Linked DNA regions of Homo sapiens: region 1 is linked to region 2. Evidence: read pairs that join two places in POLR2A ChIA-PET (ENCODE). Cell type or tissue: GM12878. All regions are shown on one strand.

Evidence for each region. ChIA-PET counts read pairs that join two places held together with the same protein. Peaks named below come from ENCODE experiments on the same cell type or tissue, not always from the same donor. Only the 100,000 strongest peaks of a DNase experiment are listed, where the experiment ranks them.
Region 1: POLR2A ChIA-PET joins it to region 2 with 6 read pairs; 5 of 35 experiments call an interaction of 5 or more read pairs at or near these places.

Annotation. Positions count from the first base shown.
Region 1 is chr11:75,805,972-75,808,471 of GRCh38, forward strand. No RefSeq gene overlaps it. Among named protein-coding and RNA genes, the nearest start is that of UVRAG-DT, 7.6 kb to the right of the region's middle. In GM12878, no CTCF peak of the experiment used is centred here; no DNase peak of the experiment used is centred here.
Region 2 is chr11:75,891,176-75,893,675 of GRCh38, forward strand. All of the region lies in intron 5 of UVRAG (UV radiation resistance associated), which reads left to right. Among named protein-coding and RNA genes, the nearest start is that of UVRAG, 77 kb to the left of the region's middle. In GM12878, no CTCF peak of the experiment used is centred here; a DNase peak (open chromatin) is centred at 957; H3K4me3 peaks cover 252 bases; H3K27ac peaks cover 1,725 bases.

The DNA of each region.
Region 1 (2,500 bases), 85 kb before region 2:
GTATTGAAAATATATGCAGTAACACTATTTCATTAGAGGCAGTAAAATGTAGGATTAACAACACTGGAGTTAGACTGCTTTAGAATCCCAGCTCGAAACTCAGAACATGTGACTGCCTTCACTTTCTAATCTCATAGCACTGTTGTGTCGATACACAAAAACTGCTTGTAACAATGCCTGGCACAATCCAAGCACTCAATAAATTATTGTTTTTTAAAATCTAAGCTTTAGGGAGTTGAGCCTGATCTCTCTCTCCTGCTACAGAACTCCACTGTGGTAGCCCCTCTTGAATAAAGTCTGCCCTACTGTTTTTTTTGGTTTTTTTTTTTTTGAGACAGAGTTTCGCTCTCGTTGCCCATGCTGGAGTGCAATGGTGTGATCTTGGCTCAGCACAACTTCCACCTCCCGGGTTCAAGTGATTCTCCTGCTTCAGCCTCCCGAGTAGCTAGGATTACAGGCACACGCCACTACACCTGGCTAATTTTGTATTTTTAGCAGAGACAGGGTTTCTCCATGTTGGTCAGGCTGGTCTCGAACTCCCAACCTCAGGCAATCTGCCTGCCTCGGCCTCCCAAAGTGCTGGGATTACAGGCGTGAGCCACCGCACCTGGCCCCTACTGTTCTTAAATAAACAAATGAATCTAAGCTTTATGAGCAAAATATTAGGATAAAAGTAAAATAAATAATTTTCATTTTGTTTCCGTGAAATAGATTACAATGAACATTACACGATTTTTAAATATTTTTTTAGAAACAATCTCATAAAAATTTTCAAGTACAATATAAATAATTTTTTTCCTAAATTATTTGAGAGTATGTTGTGGACATAACTCATCACTCTCAACAAACAAGAATGTTATTTTTTTTCTTTTTTTGAGAGAGGGTCTTGTGCTGTCACCCAGGCTACAGTGCAATGGCACGATCATAGCTCACTGCAGCCTCCAGCTCCTGGGCTCAAGTGATCCTCCCAGCTCAGTCTCCCAAGTAGCTGGGATTACAGGCATGTGCCACCACGCCTGGCCAATTGTTTTTTATTTTTCATGGAGACGACGTCTCTCTCTTTTTTTTTTTTTTTTTTGAGACAGAGTCTCGCTCTGCTGCCCAGGCTGGAGTGCAGTGGTGCAATCTCGGCTCACTGCAAGCTCTGCCTCCTGTGTTCACACCATTCTCCTGCCTCAGCCTCCTGAGTAGCTGGGACTACAGGCACCCGCCACCGTGCCCAGCTAATTTTTTGTATTTTTAGTAGAGATGGGGTTTCACCATGGTCTCGATCTCCTGACCTTGTGATCCACCCGCCTCGGCCTCCCAAAGTGCTGGGATTACAGGCGTGAGCCAGCACGCCCGGCCCGACGTCTCTCTCTTTCTAGCGGGTCTTGAACTCCTGAGCTCAAGCAATCCTCCTGCCTTGGCCTCCCAAAGTGCTGAGATTACAGGCGTAAGCTACCATGCATGGCCAAGAATGTTATCCTATATAACTACAATGAAACCATGAAGACCAAGAAATTAACGTAAAAACATTACTACGATCTAATCCTCAGGCCCTATTCAAATTTCACCATTTGTCTTAATAGTGTCCATTCTGGCAAAAGGATCAAGTTCAGAGTCACATGTTATTTCGATCTTCTTTTATCTGAAACAGATACTCAGTCTTTCCTTGACCATCATGACTGACAATCTTGAAGATGATGAGCTGGGTACTCTTAGAATGCCATTCAGTTTTGTTTTGCCTATTGTTTCCTTATGATTGGTTCAGGTTATTTATCTTTGGCAGAAATATCACAGATGTGATGATGGGCTCTTCTCATCACATCCTGTCAGGAAGCAGATAATTTGAATTTGTCATATTACTGATGATGGTCATGTTGATCACTCTTTTTTTTTTTTTTTTTTTTGAGACAGAGTCTCGCTCTATCGCCCAGGCTGGAGTGCAGTGGCGCAATCTCGGCTCACTGCAAACTCCGCCTCCCAGGTTCACACCATTCTCCTGCCTCAGCCACCAGAGTAGAGTAGCTGGGACTACAGGCTCCCGCCACCACGCCTGGCTAATATTTTTGTATTTTTAGTAGAGACGGGGTTTCACCGTGTTAGCCAGAATGGACACGATCTCCTGACCTCGTGATCCGCCCGCCTTGGCCTCCCAAAGTGCTGGGATTACAGGCGTGAGCCACCGCGCCTGGCCTCATTGATCACTTTTAAGATGGTGACTTGCCACACTTTTCCACTGTAAAGTTACTCTTTTTTTGGTAGTTTGAGACTTTACAAATATCTCCTTTCTTACTAAACATTTATTATAAAGACTTATGGAACCTATTTTATTCAATGGGTTATAAGCCATTCTAACATTTATTCTGATGCTCAAACTGCCCCAGTTTTGGACAGTGAGAGCCCCTTCGAACTGGCTTCTGTGTCCCTTTGATGTCATTTGTCCCATCATTTTTCTGAGGACTTCCTTACTTTCTGGCACAACTGGATGCCCCAGAATCATCTTTTGCTTTTTTTC
Region 2 (2,500 bases):
AGGCTTGTCTTTCTTCCTTTCTAGCCTGTAAGCTTTTGAAGGACAGATTTCTATAAATAATATTGAATTCCCAGCACCTGCCACAGTTTTTGGGGTATGCAGTTTGCTTAGTAAAAGTGTTTGTGATTTAATGAAATAATTATGGGATTGCTACTGCTGCTGTTCATAATATCTCATGTACAGGGTTAGCTGTTCTAATACTGTTGCAACATTAAGTTCCTCCTGCAACTGGTATAACTCACCTTTTAGGACAATATCTGGCACATATAATAATAATATTAATAGCTAAAATGTATTGAGCATTACTGTATATCAAACACTGTAAGAGCTTCACATCTATTATTGTATTTAATACCCCAAGAACCTTATAGCCAAATCCTCAGAGCTGTTGAGATTTTGAGTAAGCCAATAACTAATACTCCTTTCTTCTCCTGAGTTTGGAGCAAGTTCAGATATAGGTGATAGTCTGTAATCCCAGTGGATTTTGGGAGGCTGAGCTGGGAGGATCAGCAGTTCGAGAGCTCAGCAGTTCGAGACCAGTCTGGGCAACGTAGCAAGACCTTGTCTGTACTAAAATTCAAACAAAAAATTAGCCAGGTGTGGTGACACGTGTCTGTAGTCCCACCAACTTGAGGGGCTGAGGCGGGAGGATTGCTTGAGACCAGGAGGTTGATGGTGCAGTGAACCCTGATGGCGCCACTTCACTGGGCAATGGACGAGACCCTGTCTCAGGGAGGGGAAAGAAAAAAAAAGGATAGGTGATAGATAAATGTAGATCAGAACATTGGCTTTATTACTAATAAAACTGATGGACAAATGTGATTTAAATTATGTGACTAAAAGAGTTTGCTGTGACTAAAAGGGCTTGTCGATTCCTTCTATATACTTCCTCTTGGACTGAACCTCCCCCACAAAATAACAAAACAAGTGAAACCAAGGTCTTCCTCTTATAGGAACAAAGCCTGAGCCTCCAAGCCAGAAGCAAAGTTTGTATGCGTGGTTAGACAGGTTGTTTCTGATTGGAGAGAACCTGGAAAGAATTAAGCCAGTCACACACAGGTCCATCTCTGAAGCCCAGCCATCAGATCAGTCATCTGCTGGTCCTGGAGAGGAGTGAGTGGAGGACACAGAGAAACTGCAGATGCTCCTTTCATGACCTTTTCTCCTGAGAAATGGAGTGGGGCATTTGTCTCCTGTGTGGGAACATGGGAATGCAGAGTAAGTGTTTCCCTCTAACGGGAATAATAGCTAGTATTTAGTGAGCACTTCTATGCTGGCACTATTCTAAACACTTTACACATTTTACCTTATTTAAACCTCACACTTGGCCTTTCATAGAAGAGGAAGTTGGCACAGAGAACTTAAGTAACTTTCCCCAAATTACGCAGCTCCCTGAGTAGCAGAGCTGCGATTCAAAAGCAGATGGTCAGTACATGCTTATTGAATATATGATCGTAATTAGTGGTGTACTTTCCCCTATTGTCCTTCAGTTAGTGAGCTTTGTTAATTGGATAAGTTCAGCAGATCTTGCCCCCTTTACCAGCTTTCAAATGAACACCTGACATGTAGACTGAACCTTAAAAAACCTTGTCTTTTTTAACAAAGCCGCAAGCAGAGTTTCCAGTCAAGATGACATTGTAAGTGTACACTTTGAGACCTTCCTCAGCACCAAGCAAGAAGCAAGGATTGATGAAATCGGAGAAATGTAAAAGAAATATTCCTGGCCGGGTGCTGTGACTCACGCCTGTAATCTCAGCACTTTGGGAGGCCGAGGCAGGTGGATCACAAGGTCAGGCATTCAAGACCAGCCTAGCCAACGTGGCGAAACCCCATCTCTACTAAAAACACAAAAATTAGCCAGGCATAGTGGCGGGTGCCTGTAATCCCAGCTACTCTGAGGCTGAGGCAGGAGAACTGCTTGAACCCAGGAGGTGGAGGTTGCAGTGAGCCGAGATCGCACCACTGCACCCCAGCCTGGAGGCCAGAGCAAGACTCCGTCTCAAAAAAAAAAAGAAAAAAAGAAGAATTATTCCTTCCTAAAACAAACAAGAAACCAAGGCAATAAACATCTCCCAAACAGAAGTGGAATAGAAACACAAAGAAGTGGGAAGAAGCAGAAGACTTGGGCCTTCTGGCCACTCTGCCCAGAAGTAGGCAGAAAGATGGGCTCTTCAGGGTAAAATGAGCACTAAATGAGCACGAAAAGCTGAGTGGGGCTCTCCCTATTAAAAAAAGGGCCGAGAAAAGACAGCTTAGAGAAACTGCAGAACTTTAAGAATAATCCTAAAAGGGGAAATTTGAAAAGCTACCAGCGAGAAAGGAAATATTACTCACAAATTAGGCTGACAGCAGACTTCTCATCAGCAGCAGTAGATGCCAGAAGAAATAGGTCTTCAATGCGCTGTTAATTATTAATTGTTTCTAGTAAACTTTCAGTCAAGAGTGAGGGTAATTTGAGACCAGCTAGGGTAACATAATGAAATACTATCTCTACCAAAAA